Regions from separate parts of the Homo sapiens genome. Here region 2 is linked to region 1. The links are chromatin loops, found by intact Hi-C in ENCODE. Cell type or tissue: PC-3. All regions are shown on one strand. Region 1 overlaps CLASP1 (cytoplasmic linker associated protein 1). Region 2 has its middle 160 kb from the start of TFCP2L1.

Region 1 (5,000 bases):
TCCTTATTCATTTCAAAAGTGCCCATTTCTCAGGAAATAGTTGATATACTAATTATAAATCATTGTATGCACACTTAATGCAAGAATATTTGTTGCTGCCAGTCAGTGTGATGTGCATATAGTACCCATAATGTTGAAGTTCACAGTAAATGTTTTATTTAAACTTGAAAGAAGCCCAACTGTTTTTTGAAGATATTCTGTAATTGAGGTTTTCTGATCATTAGACTTAGCTTATTCTGAACTTTGCCACATTAGTGAATATCCAGTTACACTTGTCTGTTAAAAGAGGAAAATATTAGCATCATTCATGTCACTGTGCTGGATCACCAAACATTTCTTGCTACACACACAAAGGTCGTGGTGTTTAAGGCACCAGAATCCAGCTTCAAGTGGTTTGGCTTGTTTTGGGAAGTTTGATTCTTAGATAAATATAAAACCACCAGTAGTATGTCTTCAGGGGTTTTATTTTTAAATCATTTCTAGTTAACTTTTTATTTTATGACTTTAAAGAATTAAAATGGCAAAATCAGACCAAAGTTATTTATAAAAGAAAGAGAACTTCCTGGGAACTTGTCTGGTTTCTGATTCGCCCAGCCAGCATGGTATCTCATGCAGTCCTTTAGACAAATGCCATAGTCAGAGAGAAGCACCAGTGTGCCAGAGAAGATATGTGATCAAATACCAGTTAGAATCACTAGCTGACCTCATCTCAGCCAGACCCCCTGCGCTCAGGAATGGCCCTTAGGTGCCTCTCAGGGCAGCAGTCATTTGTATCAATGGGCACTGGGAAATAATATACTGCATGAACTCTGGAGAAATGCCTTTACCCCTCTGTACTTTGGTTTTTCCTTATCTCTTACCCTATCAAGTGGACTAGGTGATTATCTGTGTTTCATCCAGCCTCAAGATAATACAGGTTGCTGTTGAGTAGCAAACCAAAATCCTCAAATTCTAAATTTTCAGTTTTCCCTAGGCCCAACCTTGGGATATGACCAGAAGCCCCATTTCCTTTGTAGGTTTTTGCTTTTTAATAAAAAGACAAAACCCCAAAACCTGTTTAGCTTCATTGAGAGATTCCAAGTTACTGAGCCAGCAGTCATACTAACAGCACAAACTCCAATAAATGTTTGATGATTGATGGGTAGTGGTGTACTGTAGTCTTCAAGGTCCTTACGGTTTAGTTGAGGTTAAAGCAGAGTCGTGTGGTTCAAAGTGAAATACACCAGGAGTTTAGGAGTGGGCTAGAATAGTCAAGGAAGAGTTCCTTAGGGAGTTAGAACCTGAGATGGGCTGAAAAGGAGCACATAGGGAGAGAACTTTAGCTAGGAGCCAAGGCCATGTGGCCAAGGGAGGGGGCATGGGCTTGGAAGACACTCCTGGGTTGAACCCTGCTGAGCCAAGATGGCAGGAGACTTACCATTTTGTGAGCCCTCATATTCTCTGTGTCGAGTGGAGAAACATAGCCCACCTCACAGGCTTGTAAAGTGCCAGGCACAGTGTCTATTTCTGAGTGGCAGCTGTGGTGGCGGCTGCTCCTGCTGTTATTCATAGGTAGGGGAGTAGTTCTGCCTCGCTGATGAACTGACTCTCAAGGAGCCAGATGTGACACCTGCCCTTTAGTTCTTGTAGCTTCAGAAAGAGCCATAACTTAATGTCAAAACCTTTGAGTTTGGGGTTTGAAGGCCTGGGTTCACATGCTGCTTTTGCCAGCTCGGGGGCTGTGATTGTGGACAAGTCATAGACACTCTGGATATCTAAAGCACTTGTATGCTGGGTGGGAGGTGGGGGGCAGGTGTTTTATACCCTGCGCTGAGAGGCTAGCATTAAAGTCAAGTGAGGTAAGGTGGTTGACATTGTTGAAAATTGAAGATAGTATCCTTTTTATACTCTTCCATTGAAGAAAGTAGACTGATTTTGAATAGAATTGTTGTCAAGTTTTTAAAATTCTACATAAAGCAGATATAACTGCATTTCTCTAAATACACCGAAGAAGCTATTAAATGCAATTGAGTAAACTCTAAAACACCAGTCAAAAATACGACTTGTATTTTTTGACTACTGCTTTGTTTGGAATCCGTCTATATTTGTGCTGGGGTAGCCGGTACATTGTCAGCGTTAGGCTAGGAAATGCCATGGGTTTTTAGAGATGGATACCGGAATTAGAATGCCAAAGAGAAGCCTTAAACGTGCTGCCCAGCTTCCCATCTGATGCTGAGCACCTCCTGAGAGGCCAGCCCAGCCTCTGCAGCATCTCCAGGACAGCAGGACACACCACCTCCTGGGCTCCCAGCCCCTCTTTCCACTCCTTCTCATCATTTGTCCCTGTTGGCCCTAGTTCTACCCCTTAGAGTAGAACAGAATAAATCTCCCACCTAAGAACCTGACCACATTTGAAGATATCCATTGTGTTGCCCTGAATCTCCTTTTCCAGGCAAGGATGTGATGACTGTCTTGTTAGAGGTCATTTCATACAGACACTACTTCTCAAGATCTTCAAAGCTTCCTGGAATTTTGTGCATGCACATTTTTCAGGGGAAAAGACTCATCAGGTAGAGTTGGATGATAAGATTTTATAATCTGAAATACTTTTAAAATAATTGATTCAGATTCTCCCTTTCGTTTTACTGATGAGGAAAACCGAGGCATAGAAAGTGAAGAAATTTACCCCAAGCTCGCTTGGCTAGTTGATGCCAGAACCAGAGCCAAAACTCAGGTCTCCAGACTTATAGCCTGGAACTTTTCTTCTCCCCTCCCTCTGGTACTGAGCCTAGCTAAGTGAGGACTCTCGTCCCAGGTTCAGGGCCATGCTGGCACTCCGTTGTAAATCCCAGGACCATGTCAGTGCCAATCTGGGGCATTGGTCGTTTTTCCCCAGTCTACTGGTGGATACTTAAACTCAGGGTCAATCCAATTTTTTAAGGTCTTTCTGGCCTTTCCCAGAAGGTGGCGCTAAACTCTTCCTTAGCTTCCACACGATTGAGTAGCTAAGCTCAAGACGCTGCTATGAAGAGTTCTTTGATTCCAGCCACTGTTGTTCCTGGACCTTTGCTTTTTTTTTTTGACTCAACCAGTTATTCTGGTGTGTCTGTGACAGAGCCAGATCAAACCTTGTGAACCTAAAAAACATGCAATCCAAATTTTGAAAACTTTGTGCTAAAAGAAACCTTTAAGCAAACATTCACCAGTATTCTGAGTAATGATCCAATTTTAAAAAGCTAGATGTGAAAATTACGCTTTTCTTAGCTAGACACTATTACTTCACTGACTTTGAAAGGTGAAGGAGTGCTGTGTTTCTAATGAGACTGTAGCAGAATTGGAATAGTTTTTGATGACTTCAAGGCAGATTATAACCCAGAAGTCTTTTTGATCCTGTCCTCTTTGAATAGTCCCTCACCCCTTTCTAAATCCTTGCCACTTCTGGCCACCTTGTGTACTAAGTGGTGTTGTCTTCCTTTGTTTCTGCTGCCCATGTTGACTTTTGCTCTCTGTTTGCTTACATTTATAATCTTTGCTTCTTATGTTACATAGAACACAGGGGCAAAACCTGAAGTTCACCCTGATTCAGGCAGCTTGCCAAAGCCAGGGGTTTGGCATATAGAGGGAAGTTGAGAACACCTACCTCCCTTGCCAAAACCAGCGTCTGTCTTGGGAAACTTTCTCTAACCCCAGTGAAAAAGAGGGCCTCAAACTACCCATCTTAATGTGCAGCTTCTGACATTTTATTTTCAGACATTTTAGAACCAAAGCCCTCATCCACATTAGATACATTTGATCATCCGGGCGTGGTGGCTCACACCGGTAATCCCAACACTTTGGGAGGCCGAGGTGGGCAGATCACTTGAGGTCAGGAGTTTGAGACCAGCCTGGCCAACTTGGTGAAACCCTGTCTCTACTAAAAATACAAAAAAATTAGCTAGGCGTGGTGGTGTGCGCCTGTAGTCCCAGCTACTCGGAGGCTGAGGCAGGAGAATCGCTTGAACCCACCAAGATGGCGCCACTGCACTCCAGCCTGGGCAACAGAGCAAGACTCTGTCTCAAAATAAAATAAAATAATAGATACATTTCACCAAATGCTTCATGCAGGCCACATCCAGAATTCCTGGATTTTTGTAAGATGAAGGGCTCCTTGGGTTTGGGTTTCAGCTCAGCAGATCTGAAACAGCCTTTTTTCCCAGCAGCTCTCTGTAGGATAATTCACTTTAACCTGAAGGGCAATAGAGTGCAGGAGATGGGGAGGAGAGAAGGAAAACCACGAGTTCTCACCACGAACCCGGCAATCAGTTACCTGGCCTCACTAATCCTCGTTGCAACCCCGAAGAGCACCAGGAGGCCTTAGCTTGCTCCTGTCAAGCCTGGAAAGCAATGCTGCTGACTCTTGAATCCTGTCTCCAGAGCCGTGTTCTTTCCACCCACTGAGCTGCTTCCCACCTCCCAGGGGACCTCAGATATTGACTCCTGTGCATCAGTGCTTTCTAATTTTGATACGCTACAGAATCCGGTGTTTTCTGACCTTTTGTTTCTTTCTCCAGGTTTTGAAAACAGAGGCCTAAAAGTTCCTTAGCTTTCAGGCTGGTGTGTTATGATACTTGGGCAGTAATTTCTTGCACTAGAAAGCCAGCAGTTTCTGAGCATGGTTTCATTGCTAGGCCAGATTAGATAAGAGAGGGACTGTCTCCTTCCACTTTTCACCATCCACTCAGCTGTGTGTAACTCAGCCACATAGGTACACAGCCACGTGCTTGGCTTTCCCAAACACACACAGACTCTGAGACCTGCACAAATGGAGGAGGAAGAAAAGCGCCCCGTCTGAGGTAACCCATTACCTGACAGAGCTCTTCCAAGAAACATGCCGGTCCTCCTCAGACAATTGGTGACTGGAAAAACCTGAGCTGAAGTCTCTTTTCCAAAGAACTAGTCTGTTGCTTTTCCAGTGTGTCACCTGGAATGGGACTCTCTGGGCCTGGTACAGTAGATTTTTCTACAGCCCAAGTTGATCATTT
Region 2 (5,000 bases), 230 kb after region 1:
CGTAACACATACTGAAGGGGAATGAGAGAGAGTGTCCTCAGCCCACAAACCCTGCCCAGGACAGGCACAGAGACACACATGCACACACACACATGCACACAGGAACACTCACACATATGCATATGCACAGAGATACACGCAGACACATGCACACACAAACATAGACATAGACATACACAGACACACACACACACACACACACACACACATACACATGCATACACACATGCTTGTGGAAGATGAAAGCCATGACCAGGGCCATCCCTGACAGAAGCAGGGGGCTCTGCCAGGCTCTCTGTGATCTGTCCTCATTATCAGCTGCCTGTCTCTGGCTGAGAGGTGGGAGGAGGGTCCCAAATGTGCAGATGGAGTCAGGGCGCTGGGCCGCGGTGCCTGATTGCATCTGGAGGGTGAAGGCCCAGCTGGCCATGGGACCACAGGGGTGCTAAGCTCTGCAAACAGGAGGGCCAGCCCAGACCTGCTTGGCTAGAAACTGCTGACCTTGTATCACTGGAAGCAGTTGCTCAACCCCAACCTTCCTGAGGGCAGGGGGCAAGCACAGGGCTTTGGGGGTGATCCTGGCTCAGGGGAGCAAGGCTGAGGCAGGCTGGGTAGGTCCAGATAGGCCCAGGGTCCAGCAGCCTTGACCTGGTGATGCATCCACAGGTGTGTGCCACTCCCTACCCCCGATACCTTGGTCACCAAGCCCCTTATCCTCCCCCAACCTCCCCCAACAAGTGGAAAGGCACTCTACTCAGCACTGTGCACTGGAACTTCCTGCCATCATGGGCATACATGTTCTACATCTGCACTGTAGGACATGGTAGCCAGATGTGGCTACAGAGGGCTGGGAATAGGGCTAGTGTGTAGTCTAGCAGCTGCCACACTGGCTGGTGCAGCTCTAGACACAGCCCAGCAGCCTGGAGGCACAGGGCCTGAGCTCTGGGCTCGAGTGCCAGCTCATCTGCTTGATGGCTGTGACCCATCTGTGCCCATGTGAGTGTACCCCACAGGCCACCCCACGGCTGCCAGCATGAGGATGAGTGGCTGTGCCAGCGGGGCCTCCAGTCACCTGCTGGGCTTGAGGTCTGGGCCACAGACAGGCCCCAGTTCCCTCCTCTGAAAAATCCAGGAAAGCACAGTGCTGACCTCACGGGGCTGTGACCCTGAATAAGTGCCCAGGTGGTGTCCAGCAGGTTCACTGCTAGCAGATGGATCAGGAGTTGAACAAATGTGGCTCCATAGCCACAGGCGGCTGCAGACAGATCCAGCACTGCGGTTCCCACCCTTCTAGCTCACAGAAGTGCCAAGGGGACAGCTCTTAGGAGGCCTGAACTAACAGCCCCAATAGCTTGGGCCAGAAAGTGGGTGCAGGGACTAGCTGGTGGCGGCGGAGGGGCGGGGGTTGTACATGCTTAGCATCTAACAGGGGATCCCTGAGAGCAAGGGAGCTGTTGTCCACAGGCCCTGTCTTCATCTTATCAGAGATAACATTCCTCTAAACTCACACAGCAAATCCTCAAGAAGTAGGAGAAAAATGTTAATGAACTTCGATTAAAATTCCTTTCCAGGCTTGCCAGTCAAGGCAGGCAGGCCCCTGACCTGCTCAGGGAAGCCTGCATGTCTGGTTTCCTACCTGGGGCCCAGGAGGGCTTGAAGAATCATGGGGACTGCGCTTGGGATGCTGGTTCAGAGAGAGCATCCCATGTCCATGCCAGAGACATGCGCCAGGGTTTCACCATCAGATTCATGTTGCAATTTCTTGTCTTTTCATGAGGGTAAGACTTAGCATTTCCCAGCCAACCTGTATAGCGAGAATTTTTACCAGTCTCTATTCCAGAGGAGGAGACTGAGGTTCATAGTGGCAATGTAGCTTGCCCAAGCCGCAAAGTTGCAGTGCTGGAATTCTGTACTTGCAGAACAGGCACCTGCCCAGACACAAGACACAGCATCATAAACTAAGACCTTCCTTTAAGAAAATAAACACAATAGAACCTTCTCATCCAAATGCCTACTGCCCTTCCTCCCAGGCATCTCCCCTCTAGAGATGGGCAATACTGCCTCCAGCGGCGCCTGTCATCGTTGCTGTCAGCAACTTCCTGGATTTTCTTTGAGAAGGAGCTTCCGTATGGGTCTGTGAGCTCATTGCTTTTACCACACCTTGTTTCTGATAAGCCAGTATTGCCTAGACTGACCCCTGCCTGGATGGGTGAGTTTGCTGCTACATTTTGCCACAATGCCAACCAAGTGCTTTGAAGATGCTATTTAAGAAGGAGCTACAGAAATTCACCATGTGGTCAAGACATTGTCCCTCATCCCATTAGACCACCTTTATTTGAAACCACAAGAGAAATTACTTTCAGATTTCAGATTCAGGAAAGTCTATGTTTTGAAATAACTGGCTTGTTTATATCTTATAGAATCTGAGCACCCTGAGGCTGGCCATTTTCCCTCTTTGACCAGTAGGAAGCTCAGGATCACATAAGTAGCCCACTTCTAGCATTATAATGCATGTTTTTATGTATTGACTGTGCCCTGTTTTCAGCTTAAATTTTCATTTCTCCTTCTCCCCCATTCATTTACTTTCTTGCTCACACAGCTTTTTAAAATCACCTGTATAGGGAAAGGGTCAAATAAGCAGTATCTCAGCAGATCCTACAGAAGTTTAGGAGAGGGCAATATCACCAGGGGATTAAAGAGTTAAACAGAATAAAAAACAAAAACAACTCTTCAAAGCAGAGGACTTGATTGGAGTAGGATTCACACGAATGCATTCTTAGGGGTTCCTTATTCATTCATTCCCCAGGAGCACCTTGTTGGCCACCTTCTCTAGTTCAGGAGCTGTGCTTGGTGCAGGGAGACAGCAGTGAATAAGCCCCATCCCCTAGGCAGCAGCATGTGGAAGGACGAGTGAGACCCTCCCAGGCCAGTGGAGGCACCAGGCAAGGAGGCAGGAAGTACAGGTAGAGGTCGCACACTCAGGTGGATGGGCTATGGTGGCCATGGGCGCACCCAGGACAGAAGGGGCAGCTTCGCCAAAGGAAAGTGACCTCGACTCAGAGCTGCAGGGCAAGGAACTGGTTGCTGAGAACAGAGGGAGGGCGAGGTCAGGAAAACAGCTCCAGCAGAGCAAACCCCAAATGTCCTCAGCACTCAACACATATGGCAGAAAGAGGCTGGGATGTTCCAGGCAGAGCCTGGTTTCAGGGGAGCTGTGAGGTCTGAGCTTGGACATGGGAAGGGATGGTCCATAGGGCTTGGTCTACCACACAAATGGAGGAGACTCTTCTGCGGCCAGAGGAGCCAGAAGAGAGCGTTAAAGCAGAAGACGGATGTGATCAGATTTGCATTTTGTGAAGATCTCTCGGGGTACAGAACAGGCCTAGAGATAGGGGGTAGGAGGGGGTGCATTTGGGAGGCCAGGGCAGCAGCAGGTCATGGAGGAGATGATGGTGATCTGAGCTGGGGGTGGACAGATATGGTTCCATGGACTTCTTTCTGTGTGTGATTTATTTCAGTATTTTCCTCTTAATACTAGAGTGGTACATGATCATTTCCAAGCATAGAAAATGTCAACTAGCAAAAGAGTACAAAAGAGAAATTATTATTCACACCTCATGGCTCCTGAGTGTGCATGCACACACACATCACCACACCACCCCAGAACATCCTACCTGCTGTTTTGAAGCTCAGTCTAATTTATTAAACAAAATCCATATTGCTGGACATTTTTGTTTTGAATTTTTTTGCTATTATAGCTCAGAAAAGGACTAATTGGCTAAAAAGGAATCAAAACTAAAAAGAAAACCAGAAAAACAGCAACCCAAATCTGAAGGCAATACTTGCTTATACATGCATTAAAGGTTGAAAAGCCCAAGGTTCGCCAAACTCAGGTACATATGAACAGTCAGGAAGTGCCGGCAGTGTGCCCCAAAGCCTGCCCTTCTTCCGGTGGCCAACAAGGTCCACCAGACTGGGTGAGCAGTGGGTCCTGACAGAGGAGTCTGAACAGAAGAAACTGATCATTGCCAGCTGGGGTTCTGGGCCCCCTGGCCTCTTCAGGGGGCTGCCCTGGGCTCCTCTCCAGACAGGCCTAACCACGCTATGTGGTCCCTGCTTGGAGGTCTTTCCTGGCCCCTTGGCATGAAGCTCCTGGAGGGCAGGACTTAGCTCTTCTGGCCCCAGCACTCAGTACATGTCCGTCACCTTGTTGGAACTCACTAGATGTGCTTTCAACAAATGCATCGGGCAATAATCAACTTGATCACCTAAGGATGGGGAAGGATCTAACCGTCACGAAATGTGCTACATCCAGACACCAACAAGGCGCTCAACATAGTCACTTCAACCTGTGACACAGTCCTCAGGAAGAAGGCGCTGAATTTTAAAACATTTTAGAATTAAGGGGATTTCTCTTTTAAAACTGCTCTACTGGAATATAATTGACATACAATAAGCTGCACAGATTTAAAGTGTACTACTTAATTTTTAACATCCATATACTCCCATGGAACCATCATCACAGTTAAGATAATGAACATGTCTCTCACCTCCAGAAGCTTCCAAGTGGCCCTTTGTCATCCTTTCATTCATCCTCACACCTTACCCCTATCCTCCACAACTGCTGACCTGCCTTCTCCCAGTGTGATTGCTCTGCCCTTGGGAACACTTGCCCAAAGTCACACAGGATGCAAAATCAGATGTGTGTGACTTTTTCCATTGCATTAATTGGTAATGGGTCCAGGTAGAGAATCAATACTGTAGTTATTCTTTTTTTGCCTGCCTTCTTTCCCTGGGCGTAATCACCCCGAGACTCATTGATGTGGCAGCCTGCACCAACAGGTCTGACCATTATTCCCGTTTTGCAGACACTGGGCGTCACAGGTGCTAAGTAATTTGCAATGTCACAAACCCACGAAGTGGTAGAGCCAGAATTTGATCTCAACTCTGTTGGCCACAAAGCCCATCTCCTTTTTTTTTTTTTTTTTTTTTGAGATGGA

What was found. Peaks named below come from ENCODE experiments on the same cell type or tissue, not always from the same donor. Only the 100,000 strongest peaks of a DNase experiment are listed, where the experiment ranks them.
Region 2: a loop joins it to region 1, with 6 times the contacts of the local background. A loop is called at or near these places in 16 of 110 quality-filtered maps.

Annotation. Positions count from the first base shown.
Region 1 is chr2:121,354,203-121,359,202 of GRCh38, reverse strand. All of the region lies in intron 38 of CLASP1 (cytoplasmic linker associated protein 1), which reads left to right. Among named protein-coding and RNA genes, the nearest start is that of TFCP2L1, 72 kb to the right of the region's middle. In PC-3, CTCF peaks have their summits at 2,742 and 2,950 (motif pointing right); a DNase peak (open chromatin) is centred at 2,952; H3K4me3 peaks cover 368 bases; H3K27ac peaks cover 2,478 bases.
Region 2 is chr2:121,126,023-121,131,022 of GRCh38, reverse strand. No RefSeq gene overlaps it. Among named protein-coding and RNA genes, the nearest start is that of TFCP2L1, 160 kb to the left of the region's middle. In PC-3, a CTCF peak has its summit at 2,066; a DNase peak (open chromatin) is centred at 2,072; H3K27me3 peaks cover 403 bases.